2 separate regions of the Homo sapiens genome follow, and region 1 is linked to region 2. The links are chromatin contacts, found by POLR2A ChIA-PET in ENCODE. All regions are on one chromosome and are shown on one strand. The core of a region is the stretch at or near the end of the contact, and the rest is flanking DNA. Distances in the headings are between cores, read along the strand shown. Region 1 holds the start of GDPGP1 (GDP-D-glucose phosphorylase 1). Region 2 holds the start of PSTPIP1 (proline-serine-threonine phosphatase interacting protein 1).

Evidence for each region. ChIA-PET counts read pairs that join two places held with the same protein, here RNA polymerase II (POLR2A).
Region 1: POLR2A ChIA-PET joins it to region 2 with 10 read pairs in activated CD4-positive, alpha-beta T cell. The contact joins the promoter of GDPGP1 here to the promoter of PSTPIP1 in region 2. POLR2A ChIA-PET finds 5 or more read pairs at or near these places in 2 of 52 experiments (activated CD4-positive, alpha-beta T cell and activated CD8-positive, alpha-beta memory T cell).

Annotation. Positions count from the first base shown.
Region 1 is chr15:90,230,716-90,235,777 of GRCh38, forward strand. It overlaps GDPGP1 (GDP-D-glucose phosphorylase 1), which reads left to right and starts at 3,494. Exons shown (of 4, transcript NM_001013657.3): 1 at 3,494-3,577; 2 at 3,807-3,881. It overlaps CIB1 (calcium and integrin binding 1), which reads right to left and starts at 3,226. Exons shown (of 7, transcript NM_006384.4): 1 at 3,120-3,226; 2 at 2,954-2,988; 3 at 1,504-1,612; 4 at 642-792; 5 at 380-498; 6 at 219-307. The coding sequence starts at 3,170. RefSeq lists silencers at 2,719-3,168, 3,189-3,628.
Region 2 is chr15:76,993,623-76,998,448 of GRCh38, forward strand. It overlaps PSTPIP1 (proline-serine-threonine phosphatase interacting protein 1), which reads left to right and starts at 1,504. Exons shown (of 15, transcript NM_003978.5): 1 at 1,504-1,987. The coding sequence starts at 1,952. RefSeq lists an enhancer at 1,209-1,258 and a silencer at 1,499-1,688.

The DNA.
Region 1 (5,062 bases), core at 2,244-4,743, about 13 Mb after region 2:
ACAAACACAGAGCAATGACAATGGCAGTGGGAAGGGGAGAGGTCTTGACAAGGAGGGCTGCCCCTGCCCGGGGCGAGACTGCCAGCTTAGCCGGCCCTGTGTGTGGGGACTGGGGCTTTCTCTCACCCTGGCACCACCTCCTGTAGCCATGCCCTAGGCCCAGAGGCAGCAGGTCGGAACCTGCAGGTACCCAGAATGAAGGGGGACCACTGTCATACCTGGCAAAGTCTGGAGAACGGGAGATGACGTGCTGGAACTCAGAGAGGTTGATGGTTCCATCCCTGTCAATGTCAGACTCCTCCAGGATCTGGGAAAGGGAGAGTTTCAGGCCAGAGCCCCAACTGCTCCCTCCCGCTCCCAGGCCTGCTCAGCTGCTCACGTTGTCGATGAGCTGCTTCATCTCAGACGCACTAAGCCGTGTGTCCTCGCCCTCTCCCGTGAGGCAGTTCACCAGCCGGCTCAGGTCTTCTCTGTTCAAGGTTCCGTCATCATCAAAGTCTAGAGAGCAGACACAGGAAGCCAAAAGACACGGTTGGGAGGGGCTCTGAGGTTCCCCAAACGGCGCCCATTTCCCAAGCAGGGCCACCACAAAGCCCACGTGGGAAGGGGTGGTGTCCTGCCGGGCTGCTCCTGGTTCTCACCAAAGATGCGGAAGGCATAATGGGACTTGATGTCTGGCGTGGCTGTGTCACTGAACACACTGAGGAGATCCAGGAAGTCCTCAAAGCTAAGGCTGTCTTTGGCTGGGGATGTGGAGAAGACCCTGCAGATTCGCTCCTTGAAGGGGTTGGCCTAGGAGAACAAACGCCACAGGACGTGGCCCAGGTCACACGCTCATTAAAGCCTACCAGAAACTTGAGAGAGCAGGTCACAGGACCAGCACCAGCGAGCTCAGCCTCGTGGGGGTGAACAGTCAGTGCTTTGGGGCCAACATGGAGGGCAGTGGGGGCACAGGAAAGCAAACTGACCCAGCTGGGGAAGGGACTGAGATGGCTTCCTGGGAGTCAAGTGTTTAACCCAAAGGCAGGTCACATACAACGTAAGTGTGGGCAGAGAGGGAAGAAGAAGTCATCCTAAACAAAGGGAACGAGATGGGCTGGTTATTTTAAAACACAAATATTTACTTGAACAGCTATTGTGTTACAGGCACCGGGCCAGGCCCTTTGCACAGAAATTTTGCAGCAGCCTTACGGAGTGGCAATCAGCCTCTAGAACACGGTTCCTCAAACTCTAATGAGGTACCTCAACTCCTCTTAAGGGACAAAACTTCTTTGAACTTCCAAGATTATGTTCTAGAATCCCCATTTGAAAAGCACCATTCTAGATAATTCTGCCAGGTGATTTTGGTAAAGTCCTTGCCCCTAGAAAATCAGAACTAAGCAGAAAAATGACCAGAGTGGGGACCAGTGACCCCATGATCCCAAAGCTAGTGGCAGATGGAGTTAGGGGGTCTAGCAGGGAGGGAGTGGTGGGAGAGGTGTCAAAGGAGGGGAGCGCTTGCACCTTGAGCTCTGGAAGGCTGAGAATCTGCTCGAAGGGCACTTGTGCCCGAAGTGACGACTCCACGCTCCGCTGCTCCTGGGGAAGCAGCTCACAAAACCGCCTGTGGGCTCTGGTAGAGAGAGGGGAACTGTCGGTGTTCTCAGCGATCGGTCTCCCTGTGTGTTCATTCCCACTCCTTGCCTGCTGCTCATTGTCAACCAGGTGAGGAGCTAAAACCACGTACACAGAACTTCCGAGTCATCAGGCAACGGTAAGCAAAAGGACATGTCACAAGGCAGTACAGCCTAGGAGTCTATTCTTGCAATGAGTATTTACTGAGCATTTACTATGTGCTTGGCACTGATTCTAGAGATCCCCAAGGGATGAAGAAGTTGGGAAAGGAGCCAGAAGTTGGCCCTAAAGAATTGGCCAGGCACGGTGGCTCACACCTGTAATCCCAGCACTTTGGGAGGCCAAGGCGGGCGGAGCTTTGGAGGTCAGGCGTCTGAGACCAGTCTGAGCAACATGGTGAACCCCTTCTCTACTAAAAATACAAAAATTAGCCGGGCATGGTGGCGGGTGCCTATAATCCCAGCTACTCAGGAGGCTGAGGCAGGAGAATCACTTGAACCCGGAGGCAGGAGAATCACTTGAACCCGGAGGCAGAGCCTGCAGTGAGCCAAGATCGTGCCCCAGCACTCCAGCCTGGGCGACAGAGCGAGACGCTGTCTCAAAAAAAAAAAAACGGAGAAAAGAGCAAAACCAAAAATCTCATTCTCACCTTCACTCCAGGGATCTCTTACCCTCAAAGCCTCCTTTTTAGCAACCACACTGAACTGTCCTCCTCGGCCTCCACCTCCTTCCCATGAGCTTATCTTTGCCACAGGAACCTGGCCTGCATAAATCCGGCAAAAGGGCTTCCAGCCCAAGTTCAAATCTACTTACTCAGAGTGTTGTCTTAAGCAGTTACCAAACCTTTCTGAACCTGTTTCATTGTCCAGTACCTCTCTCCTAAAGATTAAATTAGGTAACGCAGGCAACCATTTAGCACAGTCCCTGGCACATGGTGAGTGCTCAGAAAGCGATAACGGTTACTGTATTATTCAGGTAAAGTTGGGAGAAGGAGCCGGGCTCCCCAAGGCTTCTGTGGTTTAGCCACTGGGCAAGGTCGGCCCCTGCCGGACTGGGGCAGGAAGTTCGGCAGTGCTGAAGCTAGTGGAGCCCAGGGTCAAAGAGCGCCTAACTTTTCCTGGAGGCTGTAAGGTGGCTCCGCGGTGCCACGCTGGGGCCTCAGGCGAGGGCGGGGAGGGCGTGCCGGGAGGAGGGCGCAGCCCGGGCTAGGTCTCCCGGCCTCCAGCTCCCGCTCCTCTGCAGACCTCAGGCCAGCCCCCGCCCCTCCCTCGGGACAGCGCCCCCGAAGCTGTCTCTAGAGGATCCCGGGGTCGGAGGCAGGGTTCAAGGCAGCACTTACAGGAGGATCTCCTGCTTCGTCAGGAACGTCAAGTCCTGGAAGGCAAAGCCAGAGCGGGGATTAGCGGACCGCTGGGAGGCCGCGGCCGCCCCGCAGCCAGCTCCCGGACCCTGCTCCCGAGAAGAGGCCCGCACGCGAGCTCCCCAGGGCCAGGCGTCCCGCGCACCTGGTACTCGGCCAGCAGCTCCTTGGACAGGCGACTGCCCGAGCCCCCCATCGCCCCGCCGCGCGCACAGCTCCGCCAACTCGCCTCGAGACGCAGACAACTTTCTCACTTCCGCCCTTGGGCCGCGTCACTGCCCGGTCCCCGCGGCAACCGCTCCTGGGGCCACCACCCCCGGGCCCGCCCCCTCCTAAAAGCTGCCAGGCGTTCCCAGCCGGGTTTGGCAGGCGAGCTGCCGGCTCCAAGCGGTCCTAGGCGAGCTGGAGGCGGGGCCCGGGGAGGGGCCCGACGCTCCGGGGCGGAGCCCGGGACTCACGGCCCCGCCTCCGGGGTGGGAGGGGGGGGCGGGCCACGCCGCGCGCGTGCGTGCTGGCTGCGTATGCGTCACGGGCGTCATGACCTCGCTGTGGCCCCGGCAGCGGCTGCGGGGAAAGTCGCGAGGTGCATCCGCTTCGGCTGCAGTAGGTGGTGGCGGCGGCAGCCCTGGGTGGGGTCCCATAGGGGCATCTGAGAAGTCACTGGAGCTAGCGTTTCCGGGAAACCTGGAGACTCGCTGAGTGGCGGGGGTCGTCGGCTGCCCCTCTGCCCAGCAAGGGCTTTTCTAGATGTTATCATCAGGCAATCGCTGCACCTGTCGCAGCCCCCAAGCCACCTCTTCCAGAAGTAACCATAACCTTGCTTCCTTCTTAGGCTATTTACTGAGGACCCACTGGATGTCAAGCATTGTGCATAGTTTTCTTCGATTGTTGCAACATCCCTTGCGAGGTAGGTTCCCATTTTACAAAGATGGAAATACGTAAGTCCAAAGGGTGTTAGTGATTTTTCCGGGCGCCGGCATTTAGAAGGTAATCGGTCCAGTCCAAGGCACTTTTAAAGGCTCTCCACTGCTGTTCTCATCATTCCAGCTGACCTGCCGTCCTTTTGACTCCATCTCACCCCTAGACTGCTGACCCTTTGCTCTTGTCCCCTCTTAACCTCTAGGATAATGTTTGGCACATAGTAGGCTCTCAGTAAATATTATCGAATGCATAATAAATGAATGAACGTATACTATTGCAAAAGGTAAGGATTCCAAACTGCTGGGAGGAGGAAGTGGAGGTTGTGTTGGTCAGGCTGGGATTAATTCTTGATCCTTCCAATCCATTATACTTGCTGATCTTTGTAAAGTCTAAATCTGAGTATGTTAGTCTCAGTTTATAACCATTAAATGGTTAAAAACCCAAATCCTGGCCCTCTGTAACTGGACTTCCTCCTATTGGCTCTCTGTCTTTCAGCCACTTTGGGCCCTCAGTCCCTCTTCCATCTCATCCTCAGGGAAGCCTTTCCTGACTCCCTAGACTGCCTAGGAATCTACTTTACACTGGAAGAATACCCAGTGCTCTCCTTGGCAGCATGTGTTTGATAAGACACACTGTATTAACAGGTACATTCCATCATTGTAGAAATATTCAAGGCCAGGCGCGGTGGCTCATGCCTGTAATCTCAGCACTTTGGGAGGCTGAAGCAGGCGGATCATTTGAGGCCAGGAGTTCAAGACCAGCATGGCCAACATGGCAAAACCCCATCTCTACTAAAAATACAAAAATTAGCCAGACATGGTTAAACCTGGGAGCTGGAGGTTGCAGTGAGCGGAGATTGTGCCACTGCAGTCCAGCCTGGGCAACAGAGTGAGACTCTGTCTCAAAAAATAAAAATAAAAAAAAATAACTAGGGTATAGGCCCATCCCAACCTGATCATTTTTCTCTTTTTTTTTGAGACAGAGTCTCGCTGTGTCGCCTAGGCTGGAGTGCAGTGGCATGATCTTGGCTCACTGCAAGCTCCGCCTCCTGGGTTCACGCCATTCTTCTACCTTAGCCTCCCCAGCAGCTGGGACTACAGGCACCCGCCACCACACCCGGCTAATTTTTTTGTATTTTTGGTAGAGACGGGGTTTCACCCTGTTAGC
Region 2 (4,826 bases), core at 254-2,753:
GGGAGCCCAGCTGTAAAAATTTCTGCCAATAAGCAGGCAGGAGCCTTCTGTTAACAGAGGGTCTCTAGTCTGCTCCAGACCTAGAGGCATCATCCCATCTGATGGATGGAGAAACTGAGCTCAGGGAGGCTGAGCCAGTGCTATCAGAGGTGGTGGTGCCATTGGGAGGTGAGGTGCAGCCTGGCTCACTCTATGGCCTACAAAGTTCAAGGGGATTTTTACACTATTAATTGTCTTCAGCTGCAAGTAACAAAAAACCTGACTGGGGCGCCTTACAGATTAAAGATTAGCTCAAATCCAAGGTTTCTGGAGGTGAGGGCCTTCTGGGGGCAGTCCCATTGCTCTGCAATCCTCCCCAAAGTGTTTCCTCTTGGGTGGCTATTTCAGAGCCTGGGTGTGCCCCCTCTCTCTAAACCCTGGGCATGCATAATGGGCACTTGGGAGCTCAACTATTTCATCTGCAGCAGCTCTCATCTTATCACCCCGTCAGCTGTAAGGCAGACATCAGTGAGGGTGGTGATTTGCGGACAATCCCTGACTCACCCCATTTTGCCAGCCTGCCCTGGGCTCAGGACTTCCTGCTGCATCTTCTGCTGAGCCGGCAGGGCGTGGCGTCTCAGGGCTGGGGCTGGGGCTCTAGTCCAGGGCTCTTCCTAAGGTGGTACCACACAGTGCCCCCAGCACCTGCCCACCAAACTGGAAATTCCAGAAATATTCTCGACACCGTCTACTTTCCAAAGACTGGGTGTGGCAGATGAGGAAGCTGAGGCTCAGCGAGTTGGGGGGTCTATTAAGGTCCCTCAGCCCCTGAAAGGTGGGGTCAAAATTAAACAAAAACTGGGCCTCAGACTGGGTTTCCAAACACCCCACTCTGTGCCTTGATAATCCTGTTTCTCTCTCCATCCATTCCCATTCACTGAGCCGGAAGCCTCCATCTTCAGAAGGGGGTTCTCTGCCCCAAACAGCGTCTAATCTGGAGACTTGCGGTGGTGGCGGTGGTGGTGGTGGGGGCAGTGCCGGGGCCTCAGGCTGTTCTCCCTCATCTTGCTGCCTGCTCACCTTGCCTCTGTGTGCTCACAGCCCCCCAGAGCACAGCTGTGTCTGCTCCCAGACTATGGGCTCCTTGAGGGCAGGACCTGGTTTGGGTCCCAGAGCAGCCAGGGTTTGATGAATGACAGATGCCCTAGACCTGGGTAAGCCCCTCCAGAATGACTTGCTAGTGCGGGGTGGGGAGTCTGGCATCTCTGGGCCCAGCCTGGAAGGGTGCTGGACTGGCTGGCGGGTGACACACCTGGGGTTCCTGGGCCCCTCCTGGCCACACTGTCAGTGGGCCTCAAGCTCCCTTAGCATATGGCCTCTGGAATAAAGTGAGCCCGCACCTCGGGAGGGGGCAAGCAGAGGCAGGAGCAGGATGGCAGGTGGCAGGCGGGGCTGCACAGGGGAGCACAGCAACTCCACTTCCTGTGGGCGAGGGCCCTGTGCCTGCCCCGGGGGAGGTTGCACAAACCTTCCTGCGCAGGCCTCGGGCTGCCTGCCTGCCTGCCTGCCTGGCCCGGCCCGAGCTCCAGCCTGCCTCTTCCACTGGCCACTGCCTCCCACCCAGGGCTGGCATCCCTGCTCCCTGCCCTGGGTCCCAGACTGTGTCCTCCATCACCGCAGGGTCGGTGAGGGGCTGGGCTGGACACCAGGGCCCGCCCTCCCATCACTGAGCTCCACTCCTTCCTCATTTTGCTGCTGATTCTAGCCCCAAACAAAACAGGTTGAGCTTTTTCCTCCCCTCAGAAGCTCCTCTCTGGCTCGTGGCTGCCTTCTGAGTGTTGCAGACGGCGCCGGCCGGGAAGGGGGGCCTGGGCCAGCCCTGCCAGGACTGGGACGCTGCTGCTGGCGCCTGGCCCTCCATCAGGCCAGCCTGTGGCAGGAGAGTGAGCTTTGCCGCGGCAGACGCCTGAGGATGATGCCCCAGCTGCAGTTCAAAGATGCCTTTTGGGTGAGTGAGGATGGTTGGGGGCACTGAACAAGTGGAGGGGGCAGAGCTAGGCTGAAATCTCCATGCAGGTGATGGGATGCGGCTCCGAGAGGGGAGCTTTCTCATAAAATAGTGGTTGATTCTTGGTCTTAATTGTCATGGAGGTGGCCCAGGCCCCCACCCCTTCTGGACTGGAACGCAAGTGGACTCCGTGAATGAGCGTCCTCCTCTCTGCTGCCCCGTGTGTTTTCTCCTCTGGGAGACCTCTCCCCACAGCAGGAGCTCCTCAGAAGAGGGTAACACATGGGTGGGGGCTTGAGGAGGATGTGTGGGGCAGCAAAGGAGGGGTCACAGATTTAGAGACCAGACAAACTTGAGTTCAGGTCTTGGCTCTGTTACAGGCTGGGCAAGTCATTTCTGTCTCCAAGCCTCAGTCTCTCCATCTATATAATGGTGATAAAATAGAAATCAACACACCAACTAAAGCATTGGATCAGCAAGGGGATCCAAGGCACTAAAGCCCCCAGCACCTTGCCTCACTCCAAATGGTAATTCTGTTCCCCTCACCCAGCCCCTTGTCCCTTGCAGACCTTAGGGGTCCTTCAAGGAGGCAGCCAGGTGGGCAATGGCTTGCTTACTTTCTTAAATTCAACACGGGCTTAAATCAAGTCATTTCCCCCATGAAATAAGGGCGCCCAGCCAGTGGTAGAGGTAAAGTGGCTTGGCCCGGGCCACGTAGCCTGCAGCCCAGCTTGGACCCCTGGTCATCTCAGCACTTTTCCAGCTGTCCTTCAACTACCCCTCTGCCCCTCAGCTCTGGCTGTGCCCAGGGCTCTGGGGAAAAACTGAGACCTCTCTGGTTGGAGCTGGGGAATGTGGCTGTCCCGGGGTGCTGCCTCCAACCCCGAAGAGGACGCTCTGGCCCTCGGCTCAGCCGGCTGAGCCCCAGCCAACAGCCCTGCCCTCCCCGGGCCTTTTCCTGGGGCTGCAGCCAGGAGGATGAGAGCTATGGAGCCAGGCCTTCCTTCCCTTCCGGCCGGCTCCACTTGGGGCCTGTGGCCAGCGTGTGAGTGTTCTGCTTCCTCTGCTCTGACTGTACAGTAGGCAAAGGACCCCACGTGGGGAGGGCACCTTGTGCCTTTCTGGGCCTCAGTTTCCCCATCTCTACAAAGACAGGGTGGGCCCAGCCCAGAGAAGCCAATGGAGGCAGAGCTGCCTCAGCCCATCCGGAGGACCAGGCACCAGGATGCTCAGGGCCCAGGCTGGCAGCTGGAGCCCTGGGGGATGGGGGATGTGAGTCACCACCTAGCTGCCCTGCCTTGGTGTGCAAAGTTGGGGGAAGGGGTAGGGCCTGGAAACCCAGGCCACTCTGTAGCCCAGGGCAGGCCAGGACCCCTTGACTATTTTATCACTGAGACCTCTGTCCAGTCCTAGAGCCCCTGGGCCTGCCTTCCCTAGGGCAGAGCTGGGCAAGGAGCAGCCTCCATGGCAGGATCTGGGCACAGGTAGGGGTGGCGTATAAGGGAGCAGGGTATGGCAGCCGCAGCAGAAGCAAGCAGCCAGCCCCTGTGGAGCTTCCTGAGCGGCATCCTGCCCACACTCTGTGCTCGTCGCACCTCTGGGCTTCCTGGCCTCCAAGTGCCTTGTCTCCTCTGTGTCTGGCTCCCTGAGCCTGGGGCGGGCATATAGTTTCCCTAGGGAAGGCCAGAGCAGGAAGGGGAGAGAAGTAGCCAGTGGGAACCTCTCACACTGAGTCTGGGCCGATGCCCCGAAAGGTCACTGTAGGCATCACCTGCCCCAGGGCTCTGGATTCTAATACCTCTTCCTGATGCTCAGCCCATCCCAGTGCATAACAACTAACATTTGCTGAGCACGAAAGATGTGCCAGGCGCTGTTCTCAAGATGTATGCATATTCACTCATTCAATCCTTCAAACACATGCTACTGTTATCTCTCTTATTCAGATGAGGAAATTGAGGCACGGAGATATTAAGAGACTTGCGCAAGGTCACACTGCTGGGATTAAACCCCTGGCAGGCTGGCTTTAGCACTTGTGTTGTTGCAGGATCCCTCTGTCTATCTGACATATCACTGGATCTTTTGGCTTCGGGGTAAGATAAGAGGTAACCCCTCTTATCTCCCAGAGGGGTAAGAAAATCAGACAAGGTGGCTAGAACAATATTCTGAAGCTTCATTTGTAGACAAATCTGTAAAACAGAAAAGGCACACTACTCTGGCCACAGGTGTTATATTAGGAACAGCCCAGCCAGCTTGGCCCATGTCTGGGCCTTCCCCCACCCCAGCCCAAGGCACTGTCATTAAACCCTTCAGCCTGCCAGCACACTGTTTAGAAATGACTGGTTTTTAGGCGGGGTGCAGTGGTTCACGCCTGTAATCCCAGCACTCTGGGAGGCCAAGGTGGATGGATCACTTGAGGTCAGGAGTTCAAGACCAGCCTGGCCAACATGGTGAAACCCTGTCTCTACTAAAAATACAAAAATTAGCCAGGCGTGATGGCATGCTCCTGTAATCCCAGCTACTTGGGAGGCTGAGGCAGGAGAACAGCTTGAACCCAAGAGGCAGAGGTTGCAGTGAGCTGAGATTGTGCCACTGTACTCTAGCCTGGGTGACAGAGCTGACAGAGTGGAGGGACCCTACTTTGGCTAAACTGGAAAGATCATGTTTGATATCACAGCCCCTCAGTTATTGGGCAACCTCACCCATACAGAACACGGGGCGGAGGAGGGGAGCCAGCCCTGCTGTTTCTGGCTTTAGCTCACAGTAAGGGAGGAAGCAAAAGTGGTTTCTCAGGAGCCAAAGATGATTTCCCTAAGAGCTTTCCTTAAAGCTCATATACTAC